Linked DNA regions of Homo sapiens: all the other regions are linked to region 3. Evidence: chromatin loops called from intact Hi-C (ENCODE). Cell type or tissue: heart left ventricle. All regions are shown on one strand.

Region 1 (5,000 bases), 100 kb after region 3:
CCACCATCCTCCCACAGGACTCAGCCCTGAACTGGCTGCTCAGCCAGTGACGGAGCCCAGAGCTGCGCCACACGGGGTACTAGAGCCAGATCACCGGAAGGTTCTAGATGAAACGGGGCAGGAAAGGGGAGGCGGACCTCACAGGTCTCTGTGTGCAAGTCCTCAGGGGCCGTAGCCCTTGACGTTTCTGTGACGGGGGCCCAGGCGTGAGGGGAAGTGAGGAAGAGGAGGAGACTCCGCCCACAGCGAGAGCAGGAAGTGCATGCAGAGGCCCACGGACGCCTGGGGCACCCGAGGGCCTTTATTTAAACTGAAGTATTGCAATAAAACCTGATTCGATGAGGCAAAGAAACACCATAAAGCTTTATTAAAAAACAAAAAGGGCTCACCTAAGCATGCGTTTTCCCTGATCAAACAAATGACAAAACGAAAGCTCAAATGCTTGAATTTCATTAGGATCCCTCGCCCAGGTCCTTGGAGGGCGGGTAGTGGATAAAGTTCCCTTGTTCCTCCTAGAAGAAGGGCAAGGTGTGGGGTCAAGCTGCCCCCAGAGGCCAAGCCCCACACGCCGGGGGCCACTGTCCTGGCTGTGAGCCCCTCCCTCCCAGCTCCCAATGAATTTGGTTTCATGACCCACCTAAACCGTATTCAAATCTGAGTTATTTAACTATTCAAAGGGATCATATTTACATGAAGGGAAAATATTCCCAGTAACTTTCTTGACGATTCTGAGGCGCTTGGGCTGATTCATGTCACGTCAGACACCACCACAGAGCTCGGTGACCCCACTCCCTGGCTGCCGTGTCGGAGGGCCTGGCTCTTTGCCAAGGAGGATTCACTAAATGACAGTGCAGGTGAGCAGGGAGACAGCTGGATTCTAAGCAATGATCGCGGAGAGCACATTCAAAATCCCTTAACGGAAGGTCATGGCATGGCCCCTCTGCTGAAAGTGCCACCTCCTCACTTTTGAGTCCCCTGATCCTCACCGGCTCGCTCAGCCATCAGGTGCCCCACGACACACAGGTGGTTTGGGGGTGCTAGGACAGACGGCCACGCGGGGAGCACCCGGCTCTCAGGCCAGCCTAGTCCCACTGGCCTCAGCAAGTTCCACATGTCAGAGCTGTTAAAAGCGATCTCTCTCACTCTGAGAAATAATTCACTTCAGAACCACACACCTTTCTCGTTTCTGAACAACCACAAAAAACTGTATCGGTGCCTGACATTAAATTAATACATGAAATACTTCTGGTCAGGGCTCCCTACAGGTGCACAGCATTCTAACCTTGCAGACCCCGCCGTGCTGAGCCCCAGGGCACCTGCCCCTCACGACACGCAGTTCCCAGACAGCCACTCCCTCACTCGCTGTGCGCAGGGCAGGACAGCCACGCCTCTGCCTTGCGCATCAGGCCAGCACTGCTGACAAGAATCACCAACTCCAGCCACAGCCAGATCTCTCATCTTTCACAAACTCTGAGAGGCGGCCATCACAGACGACGTTATTTTTCATTTTAAGGAACATTCCCTTCAGCACTTGCTGGGGCTGAACCACAGGTCGACCCCCAGGCACTGCTGTCACCTCTCCAGACAGCCACGGAGTCTGCTGTGGGTGAGGCCAGATGACAACTGTGAATGTATTGGAAATAAAACAAAACGAAGCAGGGCGATCCACGCCAAGACCTTGCTGTTGGAAGCAATGTGCTTAGCAGGCCTGGGAAACGCTGCCTCACAGTGGCACCGGGACGTGGTCAGGCCCGCGGCATGACAGACAGCAACAGCTTCCCAGACGCCGTTCCCCCAACAATCTGCCAGCGAGAAAGATTTACAAAGGCAAATAGGATGGCCTCGTCACAGCGCAAACAAACGGTATTTAATGTTCCATAAATAAGCACGCCAACGCCTTAATAAGGGTCCTTCGTCCAGCCCGGGGCCCAACCTGGGACATCGTTCCTCAGAGGTACTGGAATATTCCCCCTGGTCCGACGCACACATCATTTTAAAGCATCCTTTTTGAATTCTGTTTTCAAGGAATTAAAAAATATCCAAGTTGTTCATGGCTAGCTGAGATCTTCCTTTGAAAAACACGACACAGAACTGAAATATTCCAATCTGCCAGGTAACTCCACCCTCCACGGAAACACCTCTAGAACGTCAGGGGATGAGCTGTGCATGGTAATAGCAGGAACGCTTTCCTAAAACACTGAACTTGAACAACAGAGCATTCCTAATTCAGCTCTCCCCTGGGACCTCTCTGCTCACCAGGCGTCTCTGCCACGGGTTTCCTGCCACAGCCCCCGACCAGCCACGGACACCCCGGGCCCTCTTGGGGAAGAGAAATCCTATTTGGTGAAAATGGACTTGAGAATAAAAGTCTTCCAAAGCTTCAATTCTGCATAAGATGTTGCCTTTCCACAAGGGAACCATTAAATGCCCCAGCAGTGGGCACAGGCCAGTGGCAGACCCGGGCACACAGAGGTTCGGAGGGTGGCCCCGACTGCCAGAGAGGCTCCAGCCCAAACACAGAGGCCTTGGCCAATTTCCTCTGAGTTGCCACGGCGACAGTGCTGGCAGCAGCCAAGCTGGCCAAAATAACTTAGAAAACAGGAGCCCTGGGGCGGGAAGCAGGGCACGCCCGCCTCCCAGCTGACAGCGAAGCAGCTATTTCCTGAGCCCCAGAAGGGAGCGGGACCTCCTCTCTGCAGAGGGAAGCCCGGGGCCTGCTCCTGGGTGGACACAGCCAGAAGCCAGACCCTGGAAGCCCAAACGCCACTCCCATCCCGCCTGGGAAATTATTTACAATATTCTCTTTTCATTGTCCCAACAAATGGTTACTGAATATCTATTCTTTGCACCTGCTGAGCACTTTCGAAATAAAGAACAAGACACAGCCCCTCCCTCAAAGCACCCCGTGAAGACGCGGGACCTGTGCCCGCAGCCTGGACCTAAGTCCAGCGAGATGGAAGGGGTGGGGGCCACAGCGGCGTGGGCCAGGCTCCTGGCCACAGTCAGCCACCCTGCGGCTGCAGCCCCCAACCCCGGTACACTGACCTCAGCTCTGCCAGGACGTACAGCCCCTTCTCAGGGGATCCGGCTGACAGACTGCCTCCTGGGCTCAGGGCCGGCCACGTCCTTTACAACAAAGCTTGACTTTCTGTGCTTAGTCTAATCTATAAAACCCAGTTTGCCTTGCTTTGCAATTGATCTCAGACTTATTCATGTATTCATTTATATCCAGGTTCATCCCAGAAACAACGTGAAGTAGTTTCTATCACCCGTCAAAAGCTGGAGAGTCAATGTAATCATTTAACAATGTGATATAAATAATTAACACCATTGAATCATCATCAAAATGCAGTAATAATGGTAATAAAAAGAAAGGAGAAAACAGCACGGTGTCTCACGGGAAAACACAATATGTACACGTAACATATGAGATACATAAAGAACCCTTCCTAGCAACTTCTTGACACCGTAAAAGCAGGAAGGGGCTCTTCTCAGCTCTCGCCTCTCCTGCTCGGAGCCCCAACTCCTAAAGCCCAAAACCACGGTGGTCTCTGGAGGGGCAAGGACACAGCAGAAAGCTTTCACAAGCCGCCTGGAGAGCCAGCAGCCCAGCTCTGCGGGGCTCCCGGGGAAGGGCGCAGCTCCGGAGGGCCCAGGGTGCCTGCGAGGGTGAGGTTCACGGCTTCACTCATTCTGCTCAAGGAGTGTTTTGGGGGAATGAGCCCGGTGGGTGCCGGGGAGGACTGTGTCCTGAACCCACCTGGAAGGCGGCCACCTGCTTCTGGGTCAGGAGAGACCCCATGTTCACCAGGGTCCCCATATCCGATGCCAGCAGGAAGCCCGCCCACCTCAAAATGGTGTATAAACTGTGGCGTCCTTGTGAGACTAGGCCTCGAGGGGCAGAGACTGGCCTCCTGTGCGTCTTCCCGGATAAGCCTGGAGTTACCTGTGCAGTCACAGGAGGATGCCGCCGCCGGCGGTGTCCTTCCCGAGGCTGCTGTCGCGCACAGTCACGTGTGCACGGAGGCACGGAAGTGGCCCTTGTCACTGGGGGTGCGCTGACCACGTGCCAAGCCAGACACAGTGCCCAGTGTGGCACAGCCCACCCTGGAGGCCTGGGAGGCCGGGGAGACCCAGCTCCATGGGGATAACTACCCCCTGTGCTTCTTCAAGGAGGCAAAGCAGTGAAATCTTCAGCCAGGGCCGAGGGCCCAGGGCCGTACACTGTCCTGCAGGCCCCCTGGGCCTCTGACTGGGGTGTAGGGCCTGGGTTCTGGCAGCACTGGGCCTGTCGCAGGCCCACAGTCAGTGATTCACGCTGTGAACGACCGGGGGTGTACTGGGAGGTCCCACCCGACCCCCGATGACTGCACGGGTGTGGGAGCCTCCACCCCAACAGATCCCAGAGGGGCCACCCTGGTGGCCACACTCTCATGGGACCGACTTTCACCCCATAAAGAGAGGTCGGGAGTGGGGCGACACTCTCGCATGGCACACCCAGGTAGAAAACTCTTCTGCTGAAATGTCCTGGCTCAAGCCGGGGAGGACTGGAACCAGCTCTGGAAGGCGGCGCCAGGGCCACAGGCAGCCCGGGTGGGAAGGGCCTCCGGCGGGTCTCTCTCCCACCCTCATCTGCCTTGGCTCCCACTGACCCCAAAGACCTAGAACCCAGGCCCAGGCAGGGAAGACATTTGGGGAGTGGTGAGTCGAGAACCGCAGGCAGCACAGGTTTGGTTGGAGCGCTTATTTTCAAAAAATGATCAAGACGTTGGAGTTTTTAAAAGAGAGTAGTGAACGATACGGAAAATATGACCCTCATTACAGACTCGGCGGAGGTCCCTGCTTGCCAAGCTCCTCCGGCTTCACCTCCGCGCGGGGAGGGCAGACACGAGGCCTTGAGAATGGGCACAGACAGGGGCGGACGGTGACCAGCCTGGGGTGACCTGGACAGAAGAGATCCCGGGCAGCGGGAGAGGGGCCCAGGCCCAGGGGTGCCCACC
Region 2 (5,000 bases), 48 kb after region 3:
TTTGGCGAGTACTTGGTGATCCTGTTTGTTACTGGTTCTGTTACTCTATGCACTATTTTTATTTGTTTCATTCTAAGAAACAGGAACCCCAGCCTCCCAAGGCCTGGGGACCCGCAGTGGCTCCAGCAGACCCCAGCCTCCCAAGCCCTGGGGACCCACAGTAGCTCCAGCTGCGCCAAAGGCACTCACCGGCTTGCACAGGTCCCGGTCAGTTTTCGCTTCCATCTCCCAGACATGGTGGCCATCTGGAAGAAAGGAGCAGGAAACGTCTGTGACTCTGTGTGGTGGGGAGCCCCCTCCCCAGACACCCCCACGTGATCCAGACCCAGGGCCCTGAGCCAGGAGGGCGCCTTGTCCCAGGAGACCCACGTAGGCCCATCCCAGGGCTTTGTCGAGGGCAGCACCTCAGGAGCCACGTGCCCTGGCAGGGCCCCGAGCTCGACACCAAAGTTGCCCTGGGAGCCTGGAGAAGCTGAGGACACGCGGCTCAGGGCTTGTTCTGACCCCAGCCCGGCGTAGGAGGGACTACAGGGCAGGGGCATCCTCAGGAATCCGTCCTGGCCCTGCATCTGCTGGCCTCTCACAGCCTCAGGACAGGTCACGGGAGGGTCTCTATGCCCTCGTCCTCTCCAGGGAGAGCAGGTGTGAGGGGGAGCAGGTACCCCATCAGCAGAGCGTGTGCAGGGCGTCTGTGCGTGGACCTGGGACCCGGCTCTGCAGTTCCCAGCCCAGCCTCCCAGGGATGCAGGAGGTGTGAGAGTAGTGACGGGGGGCCGGGGGCTCCACGCCAGGGTGCGACGCCTGCTCGTGCTGGGGTCTACTCTGGTGGATGAGGGCCTGGCCGCTGGCCCTGCCTGTGTGCAAAGGAACCACTGGGTAAATGAGAAGAGCCTTCCTCTGACAACTTCTTGCCCATCAGGAGACAGAAATGCAAAACACGAGGTATTTTTGGCATTTCCCCAGTGGCCATTTGCATGTTTTTAAAAAATAAAAAGGCTCCCAGAGGTGTAGTGAAAGGACGCGTTGTGCTCTCTGCTCCAGGCCTGGCAGAGTGGGGGCTCCAGGCGCACACGGACAAGGCGGCCCCACCACAGCCTGGGTGTGTGCACGGCCTGGCCCCTCAGATGGGCTGAGTTTGGGGCAATTATCTCAAATTAACAGATGTCAATCTCCTACAGAGTCTCTTCCTGCCTTTTATCTTCTCCAAAATAAAGTCTGTTCCCAAAATGAACAGTTACAGGTATACACACTTAAGTTTATCCTTATGCTCTGTCTCCAAAGAAGAAAATGTGTGTCTGTTACAAACCCTCAATTACTGATAAATCAGACAAAATCTCCTTTTTCTCTGTTACAGTGCCGGGCTGCTGCCTGGGTGGAGGGTGGAGAGGAAATGTGAGTCACACAGGACCCCAGAGCCGCCCAGCCAAGCCCTGGCCATGCCAGCCCGGGAGGCCCGAGGTCCCCACGCAAATTACCCACCAGATGAACCCACTCGATAGAGCCTGGCATCCCTCTCTCCTCTAGGAAAAAAATTACAGGAAACTAAAAAGTACACTCAGTTGCGCTTGAAGCCATCTGAGTTTCATGAAGCAGCAAGTCCTCCAGGCCCTGGAAAGCTCAGGAGCTGGGAAGAAAGAGGCGTTTTCACTCCAGCACAGGTGCTGATGCCACAGGATTCCCAGAAGCCCCCAGCCCAGATGCACCACTCAGAAGCCCCTCCACCCCCACTTCATAAAAATCCAAATCACTCTGTGTGTAACTAAGTCTTCTGGTTGTTTGGCACCTTTTGAAAATGACTTTTGAACTTTTCTTATGACAAAGTCCATCTTTGGGGTGAGGCCCCGTCCACACCCCACAAAAGGCTGTGGTCCTCTGAAGCTCCCGGGCGCAACAGGCTATAGTTTGCTTCCCGCCCAGCCCAGGAAGCTCAGAGTCACAACTTCAGCTTCCCTAGGAACTTCCCTGACGCTGTGGAGGCCTTTGGCACTGGCAAGGGGAGGGAGGTTCAGTGACTGTGCTGAGCAGGAGGGACACTGAGGCGCACACGGGGCCAGGATGTCGCGTTTAATGACACCCCGAGGGGACGCCATTTTTGCAGCCGAGGCCAACACAGCCTGCTCCTCTCTTTATGTCCCGAGAAGCAAGAGGGACTCCAGCCGTCTCCCCCGCGGCCTCCTCCAGGTGGCTGCCCCGCAGCGGTGAGTCCATGAAAAGCAAATGGAACGACGGCATGGAGGCGTCTTTTCCCACCCGTGCCTCGTGGGCCTGTGGGGAACCATCCTTGCCGGAGCGGCCCCAAGGGGAGCCACGTCTGCGTGGCCAGCCAGGCCCAGCTCAGCAGCTGCCATGGAGCAGCCTCCACCGCACACCTGGGAGCACCCGCACCCTGCAATTCCTGCGCAGGTGGGAGCAGATACGCTTAGACTTCCCCTAAAAGTGCGGGGAACCGACAAACATCCCTGCCTTCCTCAAAGACCCCGGCTGAGCCAGCGCCTGTGGCCTTCCCTCTTGGAGGTGGGGCCTCTCCCCGTGGTGTCCGACGTCTGTGGCCGTTTCAGGTCGACCAGGGTGAGGGTGAGGGCAGGCTTTCTGTTTCTGCTTAAGGATCATAAAGTAATTGTCTTTCAAAAGCAATAGTATTCACGGCCAGAAATGTCTATCTAGCAATTGCTTCCAGAACAAGACAAAGCGCCGAGACTGCTGAAAGATGGAAATAACCTCGCATCTCAGGAAAGGAGACGCAGGGCCGCGTCCCGCCGGCAAGAGCATCGCCATGGCGGCTCCCAGCTCCGTGGAGGCCCGGACGGGCAGCGCCGGCCCCCGTGCTGTTCAAAACTCAGCCCCTGGCAGGAAGGAAGGCAGCCGGTCCTGAAAGGGCCTTTGTGTTCAGCCTTATCAGAGCTCCGAGTCCTTAGTAGGAAACTGCCCGAGTGCAGGAGTAAAAATATTCCAGATCATTAGGGAATTCCCTGCAGTCTGAGTCATCGGGAGGCTTCCCTGCCACACCCGCGAGGTTTCCACACAGGCAGGCCTGCGGGCCCAGGAGCCTCCCAGACCGGCCAGGACCCGCCGCCCGGAGCCGGGCCACCCCCACGCCGGTGCTGATGCTGAGCCACTGTTTCCACAAAGAAAGCCACGAGGGCCGCTGGTGGAAGCAGCAGCGTCCCTGGGTCCCACGGTGCCCTCGAGCCCTGCTCCCCACGGCGTCTCCTGCCCTGCTCCCCAAAGCATCCTCGTGCCCTGCTCCCCGCGGCGTCCTCGTGCCGTGCACCCCACAGCATCCTCATGCCCAGAAGCGAGCGTCCCTGGGGCGTCTCATCCATCCCCGGCTCTCCCCCAGGAGTCTGTCCCAGCCTGGCTCCCAGAGGAGATTCTGGAGGGGAAACAGCCACCCAGCCCTGCTGCACATCTGCCTGCAGGGCCTCACACGGAGCCACCCTGTGACCCACAGCCCTTTCACACCGAGGCATGTGCTCAGGAGACAGGCAGGCGTCCACACAGGACTCACGCACTGAGGTTCATGGCGGCTTTTCCACGATCATCTCCACAGGGTGGACGTGGCCTAGTGCCATCGACAGACAGGTGTGGGCAGCCACACGGTGGGCTTCCCTCAGCCACAGAAAGACCCCACGTCCCGACCTGTGCCAACGAGGGGACCTGAGGACCCTACGCCCTGACCCACACCAACGAGGGAACATGGAGGATGCCACGCTCCACAGAAGCTGCCAGGCACCACAGCCGGCAGGATGGGGTTCCCCAGCAGGCCAGCAGGGAGCAGCCAGACCAGGCGAGGCCACGGCGAGGGGGCATTGGGGTTGTCGGAGCCGGGGTGGGGGAAGGGAGAGCAGGGGTGGCCACTCATGGGCAAGGGTTTCTTTCTGGGGACAAGAAAATGTTCTGAAATTGGTGGTGGCCGCATAATTATGTGAAGCCACCAAAACCCACCGAATTATACACTTTGAGTGAATTAAATGGTGTATAGATCATATTTCGATAAAGCTGATATAAAAAAGAAACTAGCCAACATGACCATGGGTGACTTTGTCGTGTATGATCCCAAAAGGCCTGAGAAGGGAGAGGAGGGAGGGGAGCCAGAAGCCCGGCCCCTCCTCCTGCAGTGGGGACTGACGTGACGCGTGGCCTCCCCACACCAGCGGGGCCCAGGCAGGGGGAGTCTGAGAGTCGCCCCTAGCGCTATCCAGAATGCGGCTTGATGAGAACTGTGGGGTCATCACTCAATTCTAGGGGTCCTGGACCATCTGGGCCACTGAGCCATCCTCAGGGCATGAGGAAGACACGGGCAGGTGTCTCTTCCCCGGGCGCTGCCCTCCTTGCCTTCCCTGTGTGGTCTCTGGGAGCAAACAGAGAAGCCTGGGGGTTCAGCCCGGCCACCTGTCCTGCTCCCAAAGACGCCATGTGGTGACAAAGCAGCCCCAACTCTCCTCTCTCGGAGCACACGGCGACAGTGATGTCTGTCCACACTCACAGGCGCCCAGCAATGTCACCTTCTCCCTGAAAACACAAATCTGAAAGATCTGCATTTGGCCTTTAAACTGTTGGGATGGACACCTCTGAAGGTGTTGTCATTGCGATGCTGCCTTCGGGGCCAGCATCCAACATCTTCAGGAGGTGACAGCTGAGCTGCTCCACACAGGGAGGCTGCCCGTGCCGCGGACGCTGGAGCTGGGAATTCCCAGCTGTGTCCTCCTTGCTCACCCAGCCCCGTCAGAGGGCACACCACGGAGATGCCACAGAGGCAGCCATCCCCCGGGTCCATCTCCCTCGGCCTACATCCCGCACGACTAAAACAGAACACAGACCCCACCACCCACCTGGACTCCACCTTCCTCCTCGGCCCGCTCCTCTGCCCCAGGCCGAGACCTTCCACAAGGGACAGAGGAGGGACAGCAAGGGCCGAAAGGGGCAGTGCCACTAGTCTGCCTTACAGGGGCCCTGACCCTCACCTCCTCCCCGCCCGCGAGAAAGAACCAGACCCTAGG
Region 3 (5,000 bases):
GGCTCTTTCGAGATGTCTGTTCACAATAAAGGACCAAAGATCAACGAGGCTTTATGGCTGCACCAAGAGTGGTTAACTTTAAATGGAAGCAGCCTGTGAGCTCAGTGTGGTACCTGGCGCCGAGGACACTTTCCGATAAGTCTTGGTCCATTTCCAAACACCGAGGTGAGGTCAGCCCAGAGAAAGTGGGAGGGCTTTCTGAGCAGGAGCAGAAGCTGGGATTGGAGCTCAGAGCTCCCCAGCTTCGCGTTCCCTCCCTGGTCCGTGAGCTGACAGTTGTCACAGCCTCCTGCTCAGGTGTCATGGGTGTTCAGCTCAGACTGTGCCGGCACCTTCCAGAACCTTCTGTAACTTTAGCAGGTCCAGATCTAATGGAGATCACTGACCTAATCAAAGTGGTCAAAACTGCTTAAAAGAAACCCAGGTCTCTTTGAGACCCTCCTGGGAGCAGGGGTGCCCCTCTAGGCAGGGGAGCATTGCATGTGAGGCCCACGGCATGGCACTGCGCGGGCGTCTGAGGAAACATCACCGGGCCGGCATCTGCGTGCTCTCCTCTCCTCCCACGCCCTCTGCATGGCCAACCCCCTCGCCGCCCACTGTCCACATCCCAGGCCCAGCTCCTCCTACAGTGAAGGGGGACCTGGGGGAGTGGCTGGGCCCCAGCTGAGCTGGCAGCCCAGGGTGGGTGGCGGTGAGTTCCGGCTGGTGGAGAGCTGGCGTCCGGCAGGCGCGGTGGACATCTGCATATGTGGGTGCCAAAGCTCCGCCTTGAAGGCAGCTAGAGACAGGTGCAGAAAAGGGGAACAGGAAGTGGACGGCGGGGAAAGGACACGGGCCACGCCACTGCACAGGGGCCAGCACGTCCCTCTCCCCGGAGCCCACACACCTCTGCGGAGGCTGCAACACTGCCCAGCAATGGCGTTTCCTTCCATGCGGGTCTCTCCAATGCTCTAGTTCTCCGCTTTCTCCGTACAGGACACTGCAAGAAGCACAGACACCTGGCACGGCAGTGGAGACCGACAACCCTGTCCACTCCAGCAGAGAAAAGGAGCTGAAAAGAACCAGACATCACAGTGAACACAGCAACAAAAGAAAAGGCCGCCATGAGAGAGAAAGGGAGGGAGGGAGGGACGGAGAGAGAGACAGAGAGGCAGAGACAGAGGGAGAGAGATAAGAGAGACAGAGACACACGGAGGGAGATGGAGAGAGAGAGAGATGGACGGAGAGATGGAGAGAGGGACAGAGAAACAGAGCGAGGAAGGGAGGGAGACGGAGAGAGATGGATGGAGAGAGGGACAGAGATTCAGAGACGGAGGGAGACAAAGAGGCAGAGACAGGGAGGAAGGGAGACAGAGAGACAGACTGAGAAAGAGACAGACCGAGAGACAGAGACAGAGAGAGGGATAGAGATACAGAGAAAGACCGAGAGAGAGGGGAGGGAGTTCAGACCCTCCGTGCGTTTATGAGCCTTCGAGCACATTTTTGAGGGGCAGTCAGACTAGTGCTTTCAATTTTTCTTTTAATCCAGCATAAACACCTAATTAACAGATAGGCTCTGACAAACATTTCTGAGCTCTTTTCTTAAATTAAAACACATAAAAAACACCTGCCCATGCGCCCCCTCACCCAACCCTCACACGCACGCCGCTGCCCTGTGGCTGCTGGTCAGGCCGAGCGAACTGCCAGGTGACGACGCTTCCTCCTGCCCGGCACCCTCTGTCCGTCCATCCCTCCCTCCAGCCAGGTGACCAGGCTTCCTCCCACCAGGCGCCCTCCGTCCGTCCGTCCCTCCCTCCCTCCACCTTTTTTCTCCAGCCTTCTGCCAAGAGGAAATAACTCAGCTGCACTGGGAGTCTGGGAATCCCAGAAAACAATCTGAAATCCACAAAAATAATTGAAGTTCACTTTTACTGAGCTGTTCAGTTCCATTCTGATTTTTATTACAATGTCAACAAGAGTTTAATTTGTTTTAAAGTTTGGGTTCTTAAATCTGAGTGATATACGGTAGTTTACAGCCCGCTGGCAGCAGCTACTGTGGAAAAGGGAAAGTACATAACAGGGATCCTCCGCCTGACGCGGCGACTGCGGCTGCGGGGAGCCCGGCCAGAGCGACGGCCCCCAGCTTCCCGCGGGACGGTGGCCACGTGACGGACGTGTTTCCCTCCACAGCCAGCTCCTCCGAAAGCTCCCAAAACCTAACTTCTCACGTAAAAGCACTGCGGATGCGAATGCGCTCACTAACGTTTACTATTTCAGAGGGCGAGGGAGAAGGTTTTTCTTTACTGACTCGTGAGGCTTCTTGCAACACATCACGGGTGGGGGTGCAGAAGCCTGGTGTCCTTTCTAGGGCTCCGGGGGACGTGCGTCAGGAACCCACACATTTGTCCCCTGGCCCAGGGCTCGTCTGTGCGCCTGCTGAGACACTGCCAGGGAGGACATCTGGGCCCATCGGTGCCAGCTGAACAGACACTGGGCTGAACTGCAAACCCATCCACTTGAGGGGTGAGGTCTTCATGGTGCTGCCCCGGAGGGCAGGGGCTCCCTTGGCAGAGGCTGCGCCAGCCAGCGCTGCACACCGTCAGCCCCATGTCTGTGGGGAGCCACAGCCTGCCGGCCACGCCTGCCTGATTTACGCGGCCGCTCGCATGGCTCCACCGGCCCCGGCACAGCCCTCTAACCCGCAGTCCAGGCTGCTGTGCCTTCTCCCTCCCTGCCACCAGCTCTGAGTGCAGCCTCGGGAACTGAGCTGCTGCCAAGGGCTGGGAGCCGTGCGGTTTCCAGGCCCTACTTCCTGCCATATCTAAAATAACAGCAGCTGGGAGGGCCTGATAGGGCCTGTCTGGGGCGAAGACTTCACCTCTGGGGTGGGACGCGGGCCAGGGGCTGATAACCCCCTCCCCGCAGTGCCTGGCGACAGCGTCCTGCTCCATCAGCTCCGTTTCGGAACAAAGAGAGCCCAGCCACAGCTCTGGGGTGATAACTAGGGGAGGGCTGGCCCGGCCGCTGGGTCCATTGTCCCAGTATCAGGCTTTGATTATGGGTCCGGGGCCTGGTGGGCGGATCTTTGGAAGGGGATACACTTTCTTTGTCCCTTACTGTGTGTGAGTGTCCACACTGTAATCTGGAAGGAAGGAAGAACCCTGTTTCAGAATTAAACTGAAAAGGATCAAGAGATTCTCAAAATTCCACACCCAGACCTCCAGTAATGCAACACAGAACCACCCAGAAGCCAGGCAGGAAGTGGCTGAGAAGTTCATGCTCCCGTCTGTGTTTCTAAAGAGATTTCTTAATTAAGCAACACAATAAGTAACTGGGAAGCACACACATTTTTATTCCCTACGAGAAATTCTGTCATGAACACTGTCATTTAAAAATAGAGCTAGACTCCTCCTAACACTCCCTACAGGACATGGTCCAGGGACCGTGTGTTGGACGTGATGGCTTCAAGCCCAATTCCCCCAGCACTGAGCATCTTCAGAGGCCAATGAACCACGTTATGAAACCACACTCAGCTCTCAGGCCCTGTGAAGAGAGGCTCCAAGGGCTGTGTGGAGGGCAGACGGACCCACACCCCTGGGGAGGGCATATCAGAGCAGGTGCCGGGCCAGCACAGAGGGTCCCTGGGAGAGGCCTGGTCACCGGAGGTGGGAAGATGGGGGGACAAGGCGCACAGTCCCAGTGTCTTTGCTGGGGAAGCTCAGGAGCATCTGTCCACGGAGGGAGGGGCTGACACGCAGGTGCCCACAGCCGCTGCTCGGCCGAGACCACTGTTCCTCTCCACACTGCGGCTGAGGAGGCAACTGAAACCACGCCACAGGCTCAGACCCCACGGCGAACCGCTCTTTATAAGGAGTCCTTTTTCTTGCATTAACAAAATGCTCAAAACTCAGTTGAAGAAAAGTAAAAAGCACGTGGCATTGCTAGGGTCTCCCAGCCCCTCCCTAAACACACAGCATTCTACGGAGGCACGTTTCACACAGGTAATGCACCCTTGAGAAGGGCACAAAATTCAGTGATTTTTGGTAAAGGTGCCCAGTTGTGCCACCATCACTGCAGGTGTCAGAACACTTCCATCACCCAAGGGGCTCGTCCACCACCTCTTCCCACAAAGCGGTCTCCTGCCTCTTCCCTCATCCAAGGGCCTCCAGCACCACCTCCTCCCACGCAGCAGTCTCCTGCCTCTTCCCTCACCCAAGGGCCTCCAGCACCACCTCCTCCCACACAGCAGTCTCCTGCCTCTTCCCTCACCCAAGGGTCTCATCCACCACCTCCTCCCACACAGCAGTCTCCTGCCTCTTCCCTCACCCAAGGGCCTCCAGCACCACCTCCTCCCACACAGCAGTCTCCTGCCTCTTCCATCACCCAAGGGTCTCGTCCACCACCTCCTCCCACGCAGCAGTCTCCTGCCTCTTCCATCACCCAAGGGTCTCATCCACCACCTCCTCCCACACAGCAGTCTCCTGCCTCTTCCCTCACCCAAGGGCCTCCAGCACCACCTCCTCCCACACAGCAGTCTCCTGCCTCTTCCATCACCCAAGGGCCTCCAGCATCACCTCCTCCCACGCAGCAGTCTCCTGCCTCTTCTCTCACCCAAGGGCCTCCAGCACCACCTCCTCCCACGCAGCAGTCTCCTGCCTCTTCCATCACCCAAGGGCCTCCAGCATCACCTCCTCCCACGCAGCAGTCTCCTGCCTCTTCCCTCACCCAAGGGCCTCCAGCACCACCTCCTCCCACGCAGCAGTCTCCTGCCTCTTCCATCACCCAAGGGTCTCATCCACCACCTCCTCCCACACAGCAGTCTCCTGCCTCTTCCCTCACCCAAGGGCCTCCAGCACCACCTCCTCCCACGCAGCAGTCTCCTGCCTCTTCCCTCACCCAAGGGCCTCCAGCACCACCTCCTCCCACGCAGCAGTCTCCTGCCTCTTCCATCACCCAAGGGCCTCCAGCATCACCTCCTCCCACGCAGCAGTCTCCTGCCTCTTCCCTCACCCAAGGGCCTC

The links. Hi-C counts contacts between places; a loop is a spot of excess contacts. Peaks named below come from ENCODE experiments on the same cell type or tissue, not always from the same donor. Only the 100,000 strongest peaks of a DNase experiment are listed, where the experiment ranks them.
Region 1: a loop joins it to region 3, with 2.7 times the contacts of the local background. A loop is called at or near these places in 33 of 110 quality-filtered maps.
Region 2: a loop joins it to region 3, with 2.7 times the contacts of the local background. A loop is called at or near these places in 20 of 110 quality-filtered maps.

What each region holds. Positions count from the first base shown.
Region 1 is chr18:79,401,138-79,406,137 of GRCh38, reverse strand. All of the region lies in intron 1 of NFATC1 (nuclear factor of activated T cells 1), which reads right to left. Among named protein-coding and RNA genes, the nearest start is that of NFATC1, 7.7 kb to the right of the region's middle. RefSeq lists enhancers at 525-1,120, 1,242-1,301. In heart left ventricle, a CTCF peak has its summit at 2,638; DNase peaks (open chromatin) are centred at 187, 1,327, 2,617, 4,047 and 1 weaker place; H3K4me3 peaks cover 1,361 bases; H3K27ac peaks cover 3,002 bases.
Region 2 is chr18:79,456,556-79,461,555 of GRCh38, reverse strand. NFATC1 (nuclear factor of activated T cells 1) reads right to left here. Exons shown (of 10, transcript NM_001278669.2): 7 at 190-245. LOC101927897 (a long non-coding RNA gene) reads left to right here. Exons shown (of 3, transcript XR_001753515.2): 3 at 1-4,029. Among named protein-coding and RNA genes, the nearest start is that of NFATC1, 63 kb to the right of the region's middle. RefSeq lists an enhancer at 800-1,159. In heart left ventricle, no CTCF peak of the experiment used is centred here; a DNase peak (open chromatin) is centred at 3,045; H3K4me3 peaks cover 673 bases; H3K27ac peaks cover 1,385 bases.
Region 3 is chr18:79,505,020-79,510,019 of GRCh38, reverse strand. All of the region lies in intron 9 of NFATC1 (nuclear factor of activated T cells 1), which reads right to left. Among named protein-coding and RNA genes, the nearest start is that of NFATC1, 110 kb to the right of the region's middle. RefSeq lists enhancers at 574-623, 694-783, 3,592-3,871. In heart left ventricle, no CTCF peak of the experiment used is centred here; DNase peaks (open chromatin) are centred at 749, 1,649, 2,119, 2,799 and 1 weaker place; H3K4me3 peaks cover 2,045 bases; H3K27ac peaks cover 2,800 bases.